3 separate regions of the Homo sapiens genome follow, and regions 1 and 2 are each linked to region 3. Evidence: chromatin contacts called from ENCODE Hi-C or POLR2A ChIA-PET data. All regions are on one chromosome and are shown on one strand. Each heading gives the region's core, a stretch centred on a gene start or an enhancer-like site at or near the end of the contact. The rest is flanking DNA. Distances are from core to core; before and after follow the strand shown. Region 1 holds the start of H4C13 (H4 clustered histone 13). Region 2 holds the start of H2BC6-AS1 (H2BC6 antisense RNA 1). Region 3 holds the start of LARRPM (LINC00240 antisense RNA regulating promoter methylation).

What was found. Hi-C counts contacts between places; a loop is a spot of excess contacts on that map. ChIA-PET counts read pairs that join two places held with the same protein, here RNA polymerase II (POLR2A). Pooled maps may share reads with other maps.
Region 1: a pooled map shows a loop between it and region 3 (3-fold over the local background). The contact joins the promoter of H4C13 here to the promoter of LARRPM in region 3. A Hi-C loop is called at or near these places in 1 of 50 pooled maps. POLR2A ChIA-PET finds 5 or more read pairs at or near these places in 2 of 52 experiments (MCF 10A and T-cell).
Region 2: a pooled map shows a loop between it and region 3 (7-fold over the local background). The contact joins the promoter of H2BC6-AS1 here to the promoter of LARRPM in region 3. A Hi-C loop is called at or near these places in 2 of 50 pooled maps. POLR2A ChIA-PET finds 5 or more read pairs at or near these places in 2 of 52 experiments (GM10248 and K562).

The regions. Positions count from the first base shown.
Region 1 is chr6:27,871,772-27,874,974 of GRCh38, forward strand. It overlaps H4C13 (H4 clustered histone 13), which reads right to left and starts at 1,763. Exons shown (of 1, transcript NM_003546.3): 1 at 1,377-1,763. The coding sequence starts at 1,739. The coding sequence ends at 1,428. H3C11 (H3 clustered histone 11) reads right to left here and starts at 575. Exons shown (of 1, transcript NM_003533.3): 1 at 74-575. The coding sequence starts at 544. The coding sequence ends at 134. RefSeq lists enhancers at 1,325-1,962, 1,394-1,443, 1,744-1,913, 1,994-2,043.
Region 2 is chr6:26,171,437-26,174,867 of GRCh38, forward strand. It overlaps H2BC6-AS1 (H2BC6 antisense RNA 1), which reads right to left and starts at 1,337. Exons shown (of 3, transcript NR_186648.1): 1 at 599-1,337. RefSeq lists an enhancer at 411-1,303.
Region 3 is chr6:27,018,435-27,021,882 of GRCh38, forward strand. LARRPM (LINC00240 antisense RNA regulating promoter methylation) reads right to left here and starts at 1,872. Exons shown (of 1, transcript NR_026776.1): 1 at 932-1,872. The region is part of intron 2 of LINC00240 (long intergenic non-protein coding RNA 240); the gene reads left to right. TRI-TAT2-2 (tRNA-Ile (anticodon TAT) 2-2) reads left to right here and starts at 1,912; the gene lies at 1,912-2,005. RefSeq lists an enhancer at 1,617-1,876.

The DNA.
Region 1 (3,203 bases), core at 513-3,012, 850 kb after region 3:
TTTTGTCCACAGCTTGTATTTAACATGGAGCTAAGACACGTCTCAAAAGCTACAGCTTCCTTTTGGTGACAATTGAGGGGCTCTGAAAAGAGCCTTTTGGGGTTGGACAGACTTCTTGGGCTGATAGGAATATTTATGCCCTCTCCCCTCGGATGCGGCGCGCAAGCTGGATGTCTTTAGGCATAATAGTGACGCGTTTGGCGTGAATGGCGCACAGGTTGGTATCCTCAAATAGCCCCACCAGGTAGGCCTCGCAAGCCTCCTGCAGCGCCATCACCGCCGAGCTCTGGAAGCGCAGATCGGTCTTAAAGTCCTGTGCGATCTCCCGTACCAAGCGCTGAAAAGGTAGCTTCCGGATTAGCAGCTCGGTCGACTTCTGGTAGCGGCGGATCTCGCGCAGGGCCACGGTGCCGGGGCGGTAGCGGTGGGGCTTCTTGACGCCACCGGTGGCCGGAGCGCTCTTGCGAGCCGCCTTGGTGGCCAGCTGCTTGCGCGGCGCTTTGCCGCCGGTGGACTTGCGAGCTGTTTGCTTTGTTCGTGCCATGGCTAAGTAGACGTACCTACTCAACACAAATGAGAGAAAAAAACTGATCATCCCGGTATTTATAGCTGCCCTCGCGTTCTGATTGGACAGTAGACTGTGCCATGCCACGTCTCACACACGGAATTGGCTCCCAGTTTAATCTGCTAGTGAAAGGGAGACATTCCGCCTCTGTTTTGGGTCAAGAAACGTAAAATGGTTTTGCTAGCTAAAGAAAAACAAAAACGGAAACAAAAAAAAATCCCCCAAAAGTCTAGGATTTTTCATGCATCAAAATCCTGTTTAAATATAAGCTTGATAAATCTAAACTTGCCTTGCACTATTTTAATTACGAGGTGTCATTACTGATTTGACAAAAAGTTAAAGAACGTAAAGGAAAAGTGAAACTAGAGTAAATTTGTAAATGGAGGCATTGAAGGGGATATGAAATTCGAGCGTTGTGGTATGCCAGTATTTCTCAAATTTAAACGTACTTAATGTTTTAGAAGTTGGCCGACTTTTTCTGTAAAGGGCGATATTAAAACATTTTGGGCGTTGCGGACCACAGTGTCATAGTTACACAGCCCTCGCATTGGTAGCGGTAAAGTAATCGATACAAGATAAATGAGACCGGCTGTTTCATTATGACTTTTGCAAAAACCAGAGAGGCGTTATAGATTTGGCCGTGTATCAGAGAAGCCGGCACTTTTAACCACTAAGTAATGCTGAAAGGGGCACCGAACCTCAAACTTCAGCGACTGCTTATGTGGAATCGCTAATTTGCCAAAACTGCCATACGTTTAAGTGTTCTTAAGAAATTAACTATCTTTAGTCTACAGCTCTTTCACAGACTTCATGGGTGGCCCTGAGAAGGGCCTTTGAGGAACCGTGTAAGTAAGTAAAACACTCAGCCGCCAAAGCCATACAGGGTGCGGCCCTGGCGCTTGAGCGCGTAAACCACGTCCATGGCTGTGACTGTCTTGCGTTTGGCGTGCTCCGTGTAGGTAACTGCATCGCGGATTACATTCTCCAAAAACACTTTAAGAACTCCGCGTGTCTCCTCGTATATAAGGCCTGAGATGCGCTTAACGCCTCCACGCCGTGCCAGGCGTCGGATGGCGGGCTTGGTGATGCCCTGAATGTTGTCGCGCAGAACTTTGCGGTGGCGCTTAGCGCCTCCTTTGCCCAGACCCTTCCCGCCTTTGCCGCGCCCAGACATGTCTTGTACTAAACAAAATGCAACACGGCAAGCCTCGCAGCAGTACTTTATATAGTAATAAATCGGACCTGATTGGGAACTCTCCACACCAGCTGCATCCGGTCGGCCGATTCACAGACCTTGCGCCCTGCCCACGACTTCAGGAAAAAATGGAAAAGGGGGTACTTAAACTCCAGTTTCTAAAAATGATGCCCAGTTAAAAATTACTCAGCTCATCTTGCCCTTCTACAGTGTTTTAGGCTGACCACCGCTGCATTCCATTGTCTGGGTCTTTGCAGCCTGTTTTTCCTGTCACCTCTTAGCATCGATTGTTCTAGTGCTTTGTGGCTGCTGGAATCAAATGGCGCCATCTCTAGAGGGGTAATCACAGTCGTTTCGGGCATTTGTGAAATAGCGTGTAGAAACTGCTTCCGTACAAACTCGAAGTGATCAGCCTATGGAGTGGCTGACTGCAAAAGACGACGCCTGATGATAGCTCCAAGGTGGGATTCCTCACCTTTCTCAAATTTGGTTCTCTATTCTTTTCCTTATATTTTACTCTTTCTGTAGCTGTCCTTTCTGTTCCTTTCTCTCCCTCGCCAACCACATTTTTGGGGCAAGAACTTTCTATTTTTTTTTCCTCATTCCACCTAGAAACACTTCAGGAAGCTGTTTGAGAAAGAAAGGTGGCTTTTACCCTGTATTTCCTTAGAATTGTGAAGGTGCCGCTTGAGCTCCCTCATGTTCCTCTTTTCTGTTGAACTAGGAAATCAGCTGTGCCCAGAAACCCTGTCTTTTACATTTACAAATAAAGTGCAGGAGGAAAAGACCGAGGATGACTTTATTCCAAGAAAAAGAGTTTCAAATGGCCGGACGCGGTGGCTCACGCCTGTAATCCCAGCCAGAAGGGAGGCCGATGCATGTGGATCACAAGGTCAGGAGTTCGAGACCAGCCTGGCTAAGATGGCGAAACCCCTTCTCTACTAAAAATAAAGAAAATTGGCCTGGCGTGGTGGAGGGCGCCCATAATCCCAGCTACTCAGGAGGTTGAGGCAAGAAAATCGCTTGAACGCAGAAGGCGGAGGTTGCAGTGAGCCAAGATCGAGCCCCTGCACTCCATGCACTCCAGCCTGGGCAACAAAGTAAGAGTCCGTCTCAAAAAAAAGTTTCAAATAAATGTTGTGTGACCTTCCTGACCTAGGCTGGCTCTGCCTTGCCCTGCCTTCCAGCTATCAGATTTCGTTTCTCAGTAATGTTTACCTTTTATATTTCAAATGTGTATGATTATTTACCTCTTTAGCAAATATCTAATTTTATTCTAAAAATCAGTCTCTGCAAGTACATTATGAACTACTCTATGATTACTGTATGTGCAAAACATTACATACTCATGTTGTAATAGTTAATCAGTTTCTCACTGAGCTAGGCTGGCCTCTTTTTCCTTTTTTTTTTTTTTTTTTTTTTTTTTTTGACAGAGTTTTGGTC
Region 2 (3,431 bases), core at 87-2,586, 850 kb before region 3:
ATCAAGGAGGTCTGAGTGGATAAGGCCTAAGCACTGATGTGGCTTTGGTAATGAACCTGAAGTTAAAAACTGGTTAGCTTATGCTAAGCTGCCATTTGAAAGGTCTCCTCCAGCATCTGAATTAAGGGAAACAATGTTTTGAAGCAGTCACAAAACTTTTCTGATGCATTAGATCTGAGGTAGGACCTGATAATTTGTACTTCTAAATTATGCAGGTGATGCTGATGCTGCTGGTCCGGAGACCACTTTGGAGAGTTTTACTTTAAAGGAAATGAAACTGCCCTAAAATGCTAATACTAAATAGCCACACAAAGCCGGAAAAAAGCAAAGAATTTCAAACCGAAGATGAGAGGTCCTGAAAAATAACAGCGGTCATCCTACTCCCGGTGCGGCTATGCGGCCATGAAAAGGAGTCTTGGGGCCGGTCGTGCCCCTCCACGCAGGCTCCCTCATAGGGTCATCCCATCAACCCTCGCCAAAAACGCCGGCCCCCTCATAGGGCCGTCCGGCCACGCCCCTCCGTGCCCTAACCACAGAGCCACACGTTACGCCGCCGCCCCGTTACGCCCATCCGGCTCCCGCATAGGGCGTCACGTACGTTTAACGTCGGCCCGGCGCGCGCGTCCGGGAGGTTGCCCGTAGGCCGCTAACTGGTGGTTCCCAGTCCCCGCCGACTCGGCCTCTTTCTTCTGCGGCCACCAGATCGCGGGATATCGGAGACTTCGAACAATCCGCTGGAGTCCTTTACAGTTTAAAAACAGAGGACCGGCCGGGCGCGGTGGCTCACGCCTGTAATCCCAGCACTTTGGGAGGCCGAGGCGGGCGGATCACGAGTTCAGGAGATAGAGACCATCCTGGCTAACACCGTGAGACCCCGTCCCTATCAAAAGTACAAAAAAATTAGCCGGGTGTGGTGGCACGCGCCTGTAGTCCCAGCTACTCAGGAGGCTGAGGCAGAAGAATCGCTAGAACCAGGGAGGCGGAGGTTGCAGTGACCGAGATCGCGCCGCTGCACTCCAGCCTAGGCGACAGAGCGAGACTGCGTCTCAAAACAAAAAAAACGGAGGATCGAAAATTTTGAAGACTGAGAGCAAGGCAACAATCTTCCCTTGACCTTTTTGCTCCTCTCACAAGGGTTTTTCAGACGGCTGAAACCAACGAAAAGAGTGAGGAAGCAGGCAGAAAATTTCAGCTTTAGTCTCTCAGCATCCTCCTGCTTTCTTCTCGGGGAGCTGGCACTTCCCCCTTCTCTAGTAGCTGTAAATACGCCTCCCAACTCCAAGGAGACCTTTCTTGCATCTCCCTTACTGTTCTCACGCCTGTAGGGCTCTTCGTGTGAGGATTCAGTGTATGTATGTATGTATATGAATGTGTGCGAATAATTATTTCCTAATTGAGTTTTTTTTTAAAAAAATCATCTTCCGGTACACGCAGTGCCGTACTCCATTAAACAGCAGGCACGGTGTCTAGGGTCCGCAGTTCTTTTGGAGGCTCATGAAAATATTTTAATTTCTTCTAAAGTCAGAAGGAAAAAAATGAACATTTAAGTCGAAGAAGATGTTACATATTAATCTTCATATGACTTTAATTTTTTTTTTTTTTTTTTTGAAACGGAGTCTCGCTCTGTCCCCCAGGCTGGAGTACAGTGGCGCAGTCTCGGCTCACTGCAAGCTCTGCCTCCCGGGTTCACGCCATTCTCCTGCCTCAGCTTCCCGAGTAGCTGGGACTACAGTCACCACGCCCGACTAAGTTTTTTTGTATTTTTTAGTAGAGACGGGGTTTCACCGTGTTAGCCAGGATGGTCTCGATCTCCTGACCTCGTGATCCGCCCGCCTCGGCCTCCCAAAGTGCTGGGATTACAGGCGTGAGCCACAACGCCTGGCCTATGCCCACTAATTCCAATTCTTATTTGATCTAATTGTTTATAGATTCTTGTGAACTTTTACCTTGACAATTATGTTATTTTCAAAGATAATCATCTTTTCCTATTGAATCCTTGCTCTTCTGACTGCCTGTTCCTATCTCATGGTATTGGCCAAACCCTGTGATGCCGTGTTGAATAGGAGTACTTTCTCACCACACTTGTCTTCCTTCCGCCTCTATGGGAATCCTTCCAAAACGGCACCATTAAGTGTTATACTCGCTGTAGCTCCTCCTTATGAAGTTCTCTTCTCATTGTAGTCTGTTAAGTGTTTATGATTAAAGAGTGTTATATTTTGTTAAATGCTTTCGCAGTATCTTTGGAGATGATCATGTTTTTTCTTTATTAATCTCTTTTTTATTTTATTTATTTTATTTTATTTTATTTTATTTTTTATTATTTTAGTTTTTATTTTGAGATGGAATCTCACTCTGTCTCCCAGGCTGGAGTGCAGTGCCCTGATCTAAGCTCATTACAACCTCTACCTCCCAGGTTCAAGCGATTCTTCTGCCTCACTTTCCCAAGTAACAGGGACTACAGGTGCGTGCCACCACATCTGGCTAAGTTTTGTATTATCAGAAGAAGATAGGCCGCCATTGGCCAGGCTGGCCTTGAACTCCTGACATTAAGTGATCCACCTGCCTCAGCCTCCTAAAGTGCTAGGAATACAGGCGTGAGCCACTGCTCTGGGCCTTCCTTTATTAATTTCTTAAACTGGCAGATTTAGAATACTAAACTTCCTTCTATTCTTAGAATAAACCCTATATAATCAGCTATTTATTTAAATAACATGGTCTCTGCAATTTCTCCTGGTTTCCATTTTTTCTCATAATAGGCATTTTTTTCTAAAAAACAAAAATGAATGTTCATTAGTGAGACAAAACTATAATTTTGTTTTTTTCTTCTTTCTCTCTTCCTTCCTTTTTAAAATTTGTATTCTCCAGTTTTGCTAATAATGTTATACAATTTTACAAGAAAAAAGTGAGTAGGAGAGCTGTTTTTCTATAGTAACAGATTCTGTGAAATAGGTATCATGCCAAGTGAGGTGGCACGTCCCTGTAGTCCCAGCTACTCAGGAGGTGAAGCAGAAGGACCACTTGAGCCCAGGAATTGGAGACTGTAGTGTGCTGCCATCATGCCTGTGTATAGCTTCTGCGCTACAGCCTAGGCAACGTAGCGAGAACCATCTCAGAAAAAAAAAAAAAAAAAAAGAGATAATCTATTCCTCATAAATTCACTAAAACTTGGAATATCTGACCGGACTTGGCAGCATTTGGGTGGAAGGACGTAGAAAATATTTTTTAACTGCCTACCTTATTTTCATAATCATAATTTGTTTAGTCAGCTTGTCTATTTTCTTCTTTTTCTTGAAAATTATTTTCCACTGAGTTTAATTTTTTGTAAAAGTTACACAGCATTCTCTTGTCATTCTTTATATCTCCCTTTTTGTAGTTATGTTCCTTAATTTCTGTAACTTTCTGAAACCAGGGTTAATTTGTTTTGAAATTGT
Region 3 (3,448 bases), core at 622-3,121:
AGTGCAAACTTGCCTCCCATTCTATTCAAAGTCATCCCTCTGCTCACTGAGATAGATGCATACTCTGATTGCCTCCTTTGGAAAGGTTTATCAGAAACTCAAAAGTAAGACCTGGCAGCCCCCTCCCTGCTTTGTCCCCGCCTTTCTGGATGGAACCAATGTACTTCTTACATATATTGACTGATGTCTCATGTGTCCCTAAAATGTATAAAACTAAGCTGTGCCCCGATTACCTTGGGCACAGGTAGTCAGAACTCCCTGAGGCTGTGTCACAGGGGTGTGTCCTCAACCTTCGCAAAATAAACTTTCTAAATTAACTGAAACGTGTCTCAAATTTTCGGTGTTCACATCCGCAAAGGAAATGAAATCAGGATCTCGAAGCAATAACTGCATGCCCATCTTCATTGAAACATTATTCACAATAACTAAGATATGGAATCGACCTAAGTGGCTGTCCACCAATGAATGGATAAAGCACATATAGTTTATACACACAATAGAATATTATTCATCCTTAATAAAGAAGATCCTGCTGTTTGCAACATGGATGAACCTCGATGTCATTATGCTAAGTGAAACAAGCCAGACACAGCAAGAAAAATACTGCATGATCTCTTATGTGGATTCTAAAAAAGTCAAATACATAGAAGCAGAGTAGAACAGTGGTTACCAGGGGTGGAGACGTATGGAAATGGTTAAGATGTTGGTCAAAGGATACAAAGTTGCAGTTCTATAGGATGAATAAGTCTAGAGATGTAATGCATAGCATAACTATAGTTAATACTGCATTGTGCATTGGAAACTTGCGGAGAGTACATTTCATGCGCTCTCACCACTTACACAAAATAGTAACTGTGAAGAGATGTATTATGTTAATTAGCTTGACTGTAGAAATCATTTCACTGTGTACATGTATCAAAACATCATGTTGTACACCTTAAATATATAGTTTTTATTTTTAAAACACTGTTTGGGATTAAAAGCCCAGCTAATTCTGCCTTAATATCTCATTCTTATCCACAATGTCCACCCATAAGAAAGACGCCCGATACTCCGTGTAAACACACACTCCCCATCTCCCATACAAATTTACCTTCTAGAGAGAGCCCTTTTCCCCAAACTCTCCTCTCAAAACACTCTGAAGCACAAGGTCTTTAGCCTAGTTAGACATTTTCTGAAAAACTTAGTTTAACTCAGCGTAGAGACACCATGAATTTCAGAGACCCAGTCCTGGGCCTGCTTCAGTTGCTTTAGCCTAGAGTTTCAACTCCCAGGTCCCGGGGAGGGATGCTCCAAGGAAGAAATAGAGGCCCTATTCCAGGGCTGTTTCTCGCAGACTAGCCACAGAAAATGCAGCCCAGCGCCACTTCCTTTCAGTAGCAACACGTTTCCAACACGTTTGTTAAGCGGGAACGGAAGTGAGCGGAAAGGAATGCGTTTGGTAAATCCCACTTTAAGGATTTCGTAATCCTCCCAGGGATTCCCACCACCCGCACTCCACTCGCAGACTGCGGGCCTTCCTCCGACGCTGGGAGAAGGACCCTGGGAGAGGCAAGGGAAGGGCTCCGGAACCAGCGCAGCAGCGGGACGCTAGCCCGCCCACACGGCGGCCACTTGAAGGTCCTCCAGGGAACACCTGAGGCAGTGGGAGCGTCTGCCCTTTCCTAAGTCTCCTTGGAAAGAAGTATTCGCTTTCGTTTCCGCAAACAAAGCATGCTCCGCGCTTTCAGGACCGGTGGCTCCCGTGGAGACCGCAGCGGAACCCAGTCCGCCTTCGCACGCGTCCGGGGGAGAAGCGGCCCCAGGACTAAGGGCGCGCGCCCGAGGAACCGGTGCTGTGACGACCAGAGCAAACACGCCGGATGTTCCTGTGTAGGCTGTGTAAGGAGTGACCGGAAGTAGAAACTGGGTGCTCCAGTGGCGCAATCGGTTAGCGCGCGGTACTTATATGGCAGTATGTGTGCGAGTGATGCCGAGGTTGTGAGTTCGAGCCTCACCTGGAGCATTGTTTTCCAACCCAAAATAGCATTACTTGAAGTGCCTTTCCCCCTGTAATCCGACTCCATCGTCTTTAACGTGTTTGGAATTGTGTACACAGTTTATTGTTATTGGTTTCCTTAGCCTTTTTAGAACCAAGCAACGCCAATTACCAACAAAATCCGTTGCGCCGCAGTGAGTTAGCTACCTTCTATCTCCACTTTGTTCTGCACGTCGATCTCAGGTAAAGAACATCATCTCTTTACATCCTTCTTTCCACTTTGTTCTTAGGATCATCGATCATCGTTCCTCGGGGAGCCCCTGGCACATACTTAGTGCTAAGAAACTCCCATCAGGTGATAAGCATTGAACTCCATTTAAGGAAACTCAAAAGTGGGAAATAGTAAAAGGTTCCTGTCTGATTAAAGCTCTGATTGGGAGGGGTGTGGGGGGACTGATTTCTGACAACAGTGTCCCCTCCAGTATTTTTCCCCCACTTAATTTTACCCTGATAAAAATCAACAGTCATGGAAGATCTAGCAGCTTCTATCAACTGAGAAACAGCACCTGGTGTCCTCAGGCATTCAATTACCTGGACTTGGAAAAGGATGAGTGATAATAGACCCAGAAACCTGAAATCTTTAGAACAGCATTACAAGAATAAGCATATTGTTGTGGCTGAGGTGGGTAGGAAGTAGATAGGGATTTTGACTTTAAAATAGGCTTCCTCTCCCTATGACACCTGCAGTTTGCCTGGACATAGCTTTTATCATATGCTTCCCAACTCTTCAGCAAGAGAGGGAATTGAACTGAGTAATTGGGAGTTGTTTTCCTAGCTATAAAGATTGCCACAAATCTGAAAGCACATGTGTCCCACTTGGGACACGGAGGTGAGTGGAATTAAGCTGAGCACAGATAACTCTCTCTTGAGATCTGTATTCCTAAATGGGTCTTGCATGTATCTGGACATTGTCCACTCACAGACTCTCTCCTGAGAAAGGTTAGCGAGGTCCCGTTCAGGAATGCACCAGATGATAATAAAGTGAACACCTTCTCACTTTGTAGCTCTTGCTAAGCCACTGGAGTACCTTAAAAGCTATCAAAGCATAATCTTCAAATATATATATAGTAACTAATCACCAAATATTTATTTAAGTCACTAATGAGAAAAGGAGGAGTATGGTAAACTGATTGCAATGGCAATAGAAAAGGCTGGTAAAGGTATAGTCAGTGGGGGAAAAATAATGCTGACATGAGATTGCAAGTTTAAGTAAAAAACTAGCTAATGTCCTATGAGGCAGTGAAAACTATGGCCTTTGGGATTATTTTTATCTAAAAGACAGAAACTAGTTGCATCTTTACTGGGTAAAAATCATTCAAAACTTAATATTCTACATAATGACATTTAACCTTGTAATCTATTTTCTAATCATTAGTAAATAGTGACCTCCAAAAGTTCCATTAACTTAGA